Regions from separate parts of the Homo sapiens genome. Here region 2 is linked to region 1. Evidence: chromatin contacts called from ENCODE Hi-C or POLR2A ChIA-PET data. All regions are on one chromosome and are shown on one strand. The core of a region is the stretch at or near the end of the contact, and the rest is flanking DNA. Distances in the headings are between cores, read along the strand shown.

Region 1 (5,106 bases), core at 1,319-3,818:
TAAAATGAAAGTAGTTATGTCCTAGTGACATTGAGAAGCAATACTGAGTAGAACTTTTTTTTTTTTTATCAAATTGGTGTTGAGTCCTAATTAAAACAAGAACAATGATTCCTTTTCATAGTGGTTGGTTGGCTGATTTTTTAACACCTTGTTTAGGATGCTTATTTGTTTAGAATGCAGGATGGAGGAGTAATGGTGGAGATTCTGTCAGTACTCCTCAAAATTAAAACTCATGCAGATAATTTAAATGAGTAAAGTGGATTAGCTGATGACTTTTACATATAAGAAGATGCTTACCTTATATAAATATGAGAAATGGGGCCAGATATTCTAATTTTTAAAAAGAAGTGAAAGACTGGACATTTTTATATGAAGTATACTGTTTAATATAAGCAACGGATTAAATCAAAACACTGCCAAACAAAGAAAACACAATTGCAGAACAGGCTGCCAGGTTGAGACCTCCGGAGTAAATGACATCTAGTTTCCTGCTAGCTGTAAAAAATGTCTGAGTCAAGAAATGATACGCCCCATTCCACTCCCTGTTCTTATTAGATCAACATACAGTTTACTCATTAAGTAAAATACCAGGAAATGTTAGATAAATAATTCAGCTGTGTTTTTCTAACATAGTGGCCTCACTTTGATAGTTTAGTAGACGAGGCTTATAAATGGCTTTAGATTTTTGTCTAAATAATGTTAATGAGACCAGTGGGGTTCCTCTTGATAGGATAGTGCATTTTGTTATCAGAATAAGTCCTAACATGAATATGAACTTGTACTTTTTCATTTTTATTTTATTTTTTGAGGCCAAGTCTTGCTCTGTTGCCCAGGTTAGAGTGTGGTGATATATGATCATAGCTCACTGCAGCTACAATCACCTGGGCTCAAGCAATCCTCCTGTCTCAGCCTCCCAAGTAGCTGGGGCTACAAGTGTGCACCACCACACCCAGCTAATTATTATTAGTTTTTTTGTAGAGTTGAGTGTCTCACTATTTTACTCAGGCTGTTCTCAAACTCCTTAGATCAAGCAATCCTCCTACTCTGGCCTCCCAAAGTGCCGGGATTACACGCATGAGTTACCGTGCCCGGCTGAGCTTGTACTGTCAATTAGGCTATTGTATTGAGTGAGGGGATCAGGTTATTGGGCATTATACACCTAAGTGATAAAATTAGCCAGAAATCGCAGTGACTTTTGTTTCAGGATTTTTTGTTAAAGTAAACTTGGTATGTAACTCTTAATTGTAGGGGCTGGTAACTCTTTGGGGAAAGTTTGTAATAAAATCATGACTGAGGGAAAAAGTCAATCAAAATTTCAGCAACCAATAATCGAATTACAGATTTTATCCAAAATATCTGTCATTGGTGTTTGATTCTTATCTTGGACCTTTTATTAGAAATAATTTGTGGACACATAGAAAAAGGAAATGCAGAGATCTTTGGTTAGTTTTGAATCTTCACTGTTGGAGGGAAAGTATTTTTCAGAAAAGCCCTAAAGCACTTGAGGAGTTCTCAAAGATGGATTTCTTTTAGTGTCAATCATTCACCTATTAGTATTATTGAGTTCCAGATTATTTCTGGAGGATATTAAGCAAAAGGGGTTGGGGGTGAGGAGTATCAGATGTGGGAGGAAAGCAGGTGGCTTGGGAGACCTCGGAGGAACTCAGACATCAACTATTTTCTAGAATTAACCAAGGTCATTGCTGCTTACTTTATAAAGTCTTAGACTTTGTGTTAGGTGGCTTCTCCTTATTTGATGAATCTATCTGCACGTAACATCATGACTACTTAGAAATTGTACTCATGGAAGGGAAAATGGTCAGAGGCCTGATGAAAGAAGGAAAATTCAAAGTACACTAGACACGGCTCTTGGGCCAACAAAGGAAGGAAAGAGGAAGATGATGGTATCTCACACAGTAATGAAACCCAGTGTACTTTTGCCCTGAGCTAGATTTTAAAATAATGCAGGAAGTTGAGTGTGAAGTGGAGGCCATTTTGTAGTGGATAGGGTTGTGTGGGGAAAATCACCCAGAAAAAATATTCTGTCCTTTCAGCCTTGGGTAAGGTAGAGGACTCCCAGGGAGTAGCATTTGGATAACAGGAAGTTTAGACTTCTCTGTGAAATTAGACAGGCTATTTACTTAGGGATGACCATAAAAATCCAATTCCCTTAGATGGGAATCAGGAAAGGAGAATATGTCCACAAGACATTTTCTGAACAATTACCTGAGAAATTTGTGGAAGAGGGACTGCTTGTCATTAAAAAAACAAAAGCAAAAGCAAAAGTCTCCAGCATTTTACCTCCTTTTCTCTATTTTGGAAATTCCCTGCCATAAAAGTCTTGGTGGGAAGCAGAGTCCACCCCCTATAGACACAGAAGATTCCTTACCACCGTAGAAACAGAAAATTCTCAGAAATTGCTTTTGTAGCTCCCATGGAATTAGGTCTATCTAATGTAGTGCCTGGAATTTTTAAATCTGGAGTTAAAGAAGCTGCGGAGGCATAAATAGGGAGGAGTTCCTGGAGGGCAGCAGCAGGAGTGCCCTCTGGTGGTGGGTCCGGTGCTGGGTGCACGTGTCAGGGTAGGGGCAGCGTGTCCTCACCTGGAGGCTCTGTGCTGCATCTCTGGCTGTGGCCATGGCTGCAGAGCTTTCCTTTGTTCCTGCTTGTTTAACTTCCCAAGGAATGTGAAATTCCAATATCCTTTCATGTCATTTTTTTCCTGCTTAAATAAGATAGAGTTTGTTTCCATTCTTTGCACCTCACCAATACACAAGGAAATCACACACCCTTCTCCCATTCAGCCCATTCAGCCCCTAAAGAAGATAACAGGATGGAGTTTAAAGAATTAGAAGTTAAGTTGAGCTTTAAACTACAGAGCAGAAGGGGAGGAGGAGGGAGAGAGGGAGAACATGATCTTGTGTGATAATTTAGGAGCTGGGGAGCAGGGTAAAAAGCAATGGAATTTGGAGCAATAAGGTTGCTTAATGACTTCTCTTTACACATGAAGTCATTTATATTTCTGTTATTTACTTTATGGCTTTACAGTCCATGATGGCAGGTTCTCGCTTCTCTCATACTGTGTTGTAAACTCTGGTTCTAACATGGGACCTGACAAAGAGGAGTTGCTGTAGGATTTGTTGAGTCAATTTTCATGGTTCTGTAGTTATTTGACTCTTGGAAATAAGGAGACAAAATAAAGTTTTAAAGAATGATGTATCCTTTGTTTATTTCTTTCTAAATGCTGTAAAATCACACCCTGATTATAAAGTAGGATGGAGCCGTAAGGAATTCCTTCATGTATCTTCTGCTTTGCAGAAAACCCTTTGCTACTACGGACTTGCTCCTTTGGTTTGATTTTTGAGTAATTAACATGGGATAAGGGAGTATTTTTATAGGATTTACTTGTGAGTTCAGAACATAAACGTGTAATTGCAAGAATTGCTGCTGTGGGGAGAGTCCTAAAGCAAAAATAAAACTTAGAAACTTGAGAACAAAATGGCAAAACTTAGTCTTATCCACAAAGGAAAAAGAAAGAGAAAAAAATTCAATGGTGCCATAATTGGAGCTCATTGTGCTTGGAGCCAGATGGCTTGCCCTTGGTTTTGGAGGCCAACAGGCCAAATTCCAAACATTACAGCCTGAGATGGCCTTATAATCAAAGAATAAAATAACTGAGGAAAACTTTGGAAAACCTCTAGTCTTTGCTTATGTTATTTTTCTTTTGCCTATTTGGTAACAATAAGATTTTTAATATTCTGTTTATAGTGTTTGGAGTGGTTCTTTCAATCCTAATGCTTGTCCCTGTCCATAAGCATGTTAGATAAACCCTGCAACATAAGAAGAATTGTAGAGGATCAGTTTAATATTTTGCTTTAGGTAGGAACATTAGCCTGTAACTATAGGGAGGTGTGGCAGTTACCCTCAATGATGCAATACTCAGATACACATGACTCTTGTTTAGCATCACATGTAATTATATTGGACTTTTAAGCATAAAGTAATAGCCAAAATAAGTATTAAATAAACAACTTGCCTCCTTTTTTTTGAGATTACTATTAGAAATAGCCAGTTTTATATTCCAGCTACTTAGCTCAGGTTATGTCCCCACCCAGAAATTTTACACTTGGTGATGAGGCATAAATATTTTCTGTGACTAAGTGGGCATATGAATTAGAAGGCCTTTGGATATTAGATAAAATGGAAAATAAGTTTATATGTTTATACAAAAGAAATTAAAAACGTGTAAACTTCCCCTGAAATCGGTGATTCTCAACCTTGGCTGCACATTGGAATCACCTGGAAAGCTTTAATAATATTGATGCCTGGGTCCCACCCCAAAGTCTGCCTTATCTGGTCTTGGTTGTGTCCTAGACGTCAGGATTTTTTAAAGCTGCCTTAAACAAAACTGCTTGACAGACTGAAATGTATTATAATTTGTTGACTTTTCCTAGGTGTTTTATAATGCTGTTAATATCATGATGAAATATAGTCACCAGTCAGTAAGAAGCAGAATAGTGTTTAATCCCATCTTGGTTCTTTCCTTAAATTCACCTACAGATTGTGTCCTTTATTTAATGTCTGTCCTACCCTCAAACTGTATGCTCTCTGAATGCAGGGAGTATCCCTGTGCTATTCTCAACTGTGTATTCCCAAGGCTGTATAAAGTGTTGGGCATATGATAGGCCCTCAAATAGAGTGGAATGAATAAAGAAATACTTATAAAGAGATCTGGGTTATAAATACCTGAAAGCATCAGGTCATGCCAAAATTTCCCCAATATGTATAAATTACCTTTACTTCTTTTCAGATGAAATCCCTAATTCTCTATCAACTAAACTTCCTCTTAAGAAAACGAGCTGGCTGGATATGGTGGCTCAAGCTTATAATCTCAGCATTTTGAGAGGCCAAGGCAGGTGAATCACTTGAGGCCAGGAGTTCCAGACCAGCCTGGGCAACATGGCAAAACCTCATAATATGATGTAGTATTATTATGCCACCTAAGAACAAAGACACTGAACAGAACATAGAGATTATAGTATATGAGAAATACATTTATGATTTATCATATTTGGCTGGGTCAGTATCCTTTTTTACTCCGTTGTT
Region 2 (5,106 bases), core at 1,001-3,500, 610 kb before region 1:
CTCGGCTCGCTACAACCTCTGCTTCCCGGGTTCAAGCGATCCTCCTGCCTCAGCCTCCCGAGTAGCTGGGACTTCAGGCCCAGTAGAGACAGGGTTTCACCATGTTAGCCAGGATGGTCTCCATCTCCTGACCTCGTGATTTGCCCGCCTCGGCCTCCCAAAGTGCTGGGATTACAGGCGTGAGTCACCGCGCCCGGCCAAAATATTTAAAGACAGTATGACAGGAGAGTGGGGTTGGCCTGACACGTAGACCAGCCTCCTGGGTTCGCAGAGGGTGCATTTGGTCTTCTGCTCTCACTGCCCGACCCCATGGGGGAAAGAGGTGCATCTCCATTTTTAAATTCCTCCTTTGAGCTATAGTGGCAAACTCAGCAACTAAGTAGATCCCAAGCCTGGTAGTTTCTTTTTTCTTCTGGGCCTTGAGAGCTCATGTCCCCGCACCTGGAATCTTTCAAGGATGTCCGGGCCATCCGGGAATTACTGCGTGTGCACACACACAAAAACACGCCCCTAACACCAGAGGCTGGCTGTATGATTCTGTTTTCGAGCCTACTGTATTCACCTGTCTGCCCGTCAGCTACTTCTAGGAGCGTCAAAGGGCCTCACCCAGAGACTACAGACCCTCCGGTGGAGAAGTGTACTAGGCCGTGTCTGCAGCTGGAGCCCTCGGCCTGAAATGTTCTGGCTTTAGCAAAGCGGCGACAGTGTCCAACCCCAGTCCCCGAGGAGGGATGTCAGCCCTGGGCCCCTGTGAGCGCTGCAGATTCGTCCCAGGAAAGGGTGACCGGGGTCGCTGCTCCGGGATTACCAGCTAAATACCTGTATTAGCATCCTCAGCACGCACTGGGAGACGCAGCTCAAGTCCGCTCCCCTTCTTGCACCCTCATATATATTTGGTGCAAAATGGAGAACCTTTTCCCCTACGTTTGTGTAAAAATATATGTAAATAAAGCCTTAAAATAGTGTTACCGACCCCCTTTTCCACTCGCAATAACATTGACTATAAATGCTGATAATTCCAAAAGAATCTCGACTCTTCCTTGAGTAGTCTGGAGCTAGCAGGTGCAAGTTTAGAAACAATAACTCATCACTGAGGGAGGCACTGAAAATTTTATAACTGTTAACTGGAATCTAAATTTCCATGTAAATGGGCTGTCTCTGGTCCCGTGTCAAGAGACTAATATTTTTCCAGAAGCCTGAAAATATGCTTTTATGATGTTGGGAGTCTCAAACGTAAAAACGGACTCCTAACCCTCTGGATGTTTCGGCTGAACTCTCAACTGTCCACCAGCTCCCCCTACACGTGGCTCCTTAGAAAGCGTGGAAAAGGGAAAAATGAAAAGAGAAACTGCCAGGACTTAAGATGTCTGCTTAAAGACTCCCTCGAACTGCAGTGAAGGGTCCTACCCGCTTCCAAAATGTCCACCCGCATTCCTGACGTCACTGGATCGGCTCCATCAAGCCAGAAAACGAGAGTGCGCTCCAATCAGGGCTCAGTCCCCGCCCTTGCCTTGCGTCACTTCCGGTGGTGCAGCAGCCATTTTGTCAGTCGCCAGCGGATCCCGCGCGCTGGAGAAGTGCAGTTCCCCCTGGTTACCAACTCGCCCGCTTTTCCTTCGGACTAAGGGAGCCGTCGAAGAGCGCTCGCCAAAGGCGCAGCCGTTTCTCCCTACGGTGCCGCCGCTCCTCCTGCAGCCGCCCGTAGGTAGCGGGCCGTTTTCCTCACCTGTCCCTGACAGGCGCCCTCAGGGAGCCGCGGTCCGCGATGTCAAGCGAGGAAAGCTACCGGGCCATCCTGCGTTACCTGACGAACGAGCGCGAGCCGTATGCGCCGGGCACCGAGGGCAATGTCAAGCGTAAAATCCGAAAAGCTGCCGCCTGCTACGTGGTGCGCGGCGGGACTCTGTATTACCAGCGGCGGCAGCGGCACCGCAAGACCTTCGCGGAGCTGGAGGTGGTGCTGCAGCCGGAGCGACGCCGGGACCTCATCGAGGCGGCGCACCTGGGTCCCGGCGGCACTCACCACACCCGGCATCAGACCTGGCACTACTTGTCCAAGACGTACTGGTGGCGAGGTGAGACCTAGCCCGCGGCGAGGGGGCGGGCTGGCGACTCGTTGCCTGGGCAAGGCTCGCTGGCGAGGCCTATGCGTACCCACGAGTCGGAGGGTCTCGGACGCCTCTGGGCGGCGGAGCTGCTGCCAGGCGGAGCCGAGAGGGTGGGGGACGCGAAAGGAGCCGCACTTCCCACAGGAAGGAGGCCGGCGAAGCTGGGGGCGGGCCCTGGCCCTGGGTGGGACCAAGGGGGCTTCCCCGGAGGCCGGGCCAGCCGCGGGGAGGGGCCGGACGCCTGGGCTGCGCCAGGTCCGCCTCCTTGGGCGGCCCCTTGAGGCTGTAGGCCCCGGCCCTCTGGAGGTGGCGTGTGGCTCGCGGCAGTGGAGGCTGCGGGGTGCACGTTTTCGACTGTGCTGACGTTTGGAAGGGGGGACGAGTCACCCGAAGCCGGGTCTCCCGTTTCTTTAGTGCTGCGCTTGGGTTTTGGCGAGCGAGTATGAGCTGCTCTGGACACATTCGCTAGTGTTCCTCAAATTTTGCCGCTGCTGCGTAAATAAGGAATAATACAATTATTTGCAGAAGTGATAAGGAGTGATTGAGAAATCGCCTTGAGCGTTTTTTTTTAAGAACAAGAAGTAAATGTAAAAGATATCAGTTACTGTTTTTGTTGTTTGGTTTTGCGGGGGCGGGGTGTTTGAGTAGACACGGGTCTCGCCTCGTTCCCCAAGCTGGTCTCCATCTGGCCTCAAGCCATCCTCCCGCCTCGGCCTCCCAAAGTGTTGGGATTTCAGGCATGAGCCACGGCGCCCAGCTTGATATTCGTAACTCTGAATGTTTTAATAATCTTTCCCCTAATGATGTGAAAAACGCGTTTGGGAACTGTGTAGCATTGTATATACGCAGAAAAGGTACGATTACTGTGACTTTTTGATTGTCAAAAAATACAGCTCTGAAGTTACTTGACTCCTTGGGAACCAGTTGTAAGGGAGGATAGCAAGTGTCCTTGGCTTCTTAACCATCTTCACTCTCCACAGTTAATGAATATTCAAACTGTCAGAATTAGTTAATAGTTTATAGTCCCATTTAAGAAATTTTGTTAGGAACAGTGCTGTCACTCTCCAATATGGCTACAGAAAAGTTATTTCATTCAAATCTTGGTTACTTCGTCTGTGAATAACGAAATTACTGAATAGTTTCTAAAGTTCTTTTCGGTTTATAAACATCATCAAGTTTATTCGTTTACGAACTATTGGATAATCAAATTCTTCCATTTATTTTCCACTTTAAACCAATATCTGAATTAAATTCCTGTAAGGACAGACAAATGCGAAGATTAAATTATGAGGTAATGAAGTAATCAGTGCATTTTGTTTGGATGGGTTTGGGTAGACATTAGTTTGTTGAACAAATGTCTCAGATTTAATACTTCAGGATTTGTTAAAGATGATAATTGTAACTATAGGTAACATTGATCAAGCTTGTATATGCAGGATGTAGTCGTTAGCCCTTGACATTTATTTAACCTTCATAAAACCTTAATACTTATCTCCCTTTTTTGGAGACAGAGCGTAGGGGGTCTTGCTTGGTGCAGTGACAACGATCACAGCTCACTGTAGCCTCGACCTCCTAGGCTCAGATGATCCTCCCTTTTCAGCCTCTATCTGTTTTACAGATGAAAAAACTAAAAGCACTAGGATGTTAAATAACACAACAAAAGTCACACAGCTGACCTTTGTGATCTCACACTTTTCTTAACCCAGTGTTATGTGGTATTTTGTGTTCAGAATTTTTCTTTTTCTAAGTTCATTATCTGTGAGTGATTCTAATCCAGTTGTTTTTTTTTTAATTTTTAGTGTGCAGTGTCTTAAAAGGCAAAAACCTGAGACGATGTTTATTTATTTATTTATTTATTTTATTTATTTATTTATTGAGACAGAGTCACTCTGTTGCCCAGGCTGGAGTGCAGTGGCGCGATATCGGCTCACTGCAACTCCACCTCCCGGGTTCAAGCGATTCTGGTGCCTCAGTCTCCAGAGTAGCTGGGATTACACCACGCCCAGCTAATTTTTCTATTTTTAGTAGCGACGGGGTTTCACCATGTTGGCCAGGCTGGGCTCGAACTCCTGAGCTCAGATGATCTGCTCACCTCGACCTCCCAAAGCGCTGGGATTACGGGTGTAAGCCACAGCGCCCGGCCAATACAACCTCTTTTGGTCTCTAAATCTACACTCATATAAATGCTTTTTTGATAAAGTTATATTTAACTCGAACCCATTGTTCCTTTCTTTCTTTTCTTCTCTTTTTTTCTTTGAGACAGAGTCTTGTTCTGTCACCCAGGCCGGAGCACAGTGGCGCGATCTCGGCTCACTGCAGCCTTCGCCTCCCAGGCTCACGTGATTCTGGTGCCTCAGCCTCCGGAGTAGCTGGGACTACAGGCGCGTGCCTCCACACCTAGCTAATTTTTGTTTTGCTCTGTTGGCCAGGCTTGTCTCGAACTTCTTACCTCAAATGATCCGCCCACCTCAGCCTCCCAAAGTGTGTGAGCCACGCCCCAAGCCCCATTGTTTATGTTCTGCAAAAAAAAAAAAAAACAGTCTCTGTGAATCCATAAATTTGACAAATTCCTAGGTTAAACAGGTTTCTTCACCGTAGAAGTCAGAGGTTCTAATAATAAATGTCAATTGCATATAGCTAAAATTTTTCTGAATTTATGACTTCAGTGTATACTTTTATAATCAGTGTGGGACATAATACAATTTGGAAAATATTGCTTGAATACTATTTGAAGATTGAAAGTATAAGGAACTTGGTGGCCAGGCAAGGTGGCTCATGCCCGTCATCCCAGCACTTTGGGAGGCCAAGGCGGGCAGATCACTTGAGGTCAGGAGTTTGAGACCAGCCTGGCAAAAATAGTGAAACCCCATCTCTACTAAAAATACAAAAAATTAGCCAGGTGTGGTGGCGGGCGCCTGTAATCCCAGCTACTCGGGAGGCTGAGGTGGGAGTATCACTTGAACCCAGGAGGCGGAGGTTGCAGTGAGCCGGGATCCCA

What was found. A loop is a pair of places that touch in the nucleus more often than their neighbours do. ChIA-PET counts read pairs that join two places held with the same protein, here RNA polymerase II (POLR2A). Pooled maps may share reads with other maps.
Region 2: a pooled map shows a loop between it and region 1 (11-fold over the local background). The contact joins the promoter of ZBTB11-AS1 here to the enhancer-like site in region 1. A Hi-C loop is called at or near these places in 7 of 50 pooled maps. POLR2A ChIA-PET finds 5 or more read pairs at or near these places in 2 of 52 experiments (K562 and activated CD4-positive, alpha-beta T cell).

The regions. Positions count from the first base shown.
Region 1 is chr3:101,067,901-101,073,006 of GRCh38, reverse strand. No RefSeq gene overlaps it. Among named protein-coding and RNA genes, the nearest start is that of ABI3BP, 77 kb to the right of the region's middle. Within about 2 kb of position 2,568, at least 6 of the 41 ENCODE cell types and tissues checked have a DNase peak (open chromatin) inside an H3K27ac peak, as active enhancers do.
Region 2 is chr3:101,673,574-101,678,679 of GRCh38, reverse strand. It overlaps ZBTB11-AS1 (ZBTB11 antisense RNA 1), which reads right to left and starts at 2,250. Exons shown (of 1, transcript NR_024407.1): 1 at 1-2,250. ZBTB11 (zinc finger and BTB domain containing 11) reads left to right here and starts at 1,548. Exons shown (of 11, transcript NM_014415.4): 1 at 1,548-2,075. The coding sequence starts at 1,766. It overlaps LOC124906262 (endogenous retrovirus group K member 5 Gag polyprotein), which reads right to left and starts at 2,235. Exons shown (of 3, transcript XM_047449415.1): 1 at 442-2,235. RefSeq lists enhancers at 1,856-2,410, 4,304-4,804 and a silencer at 2,127-2,496.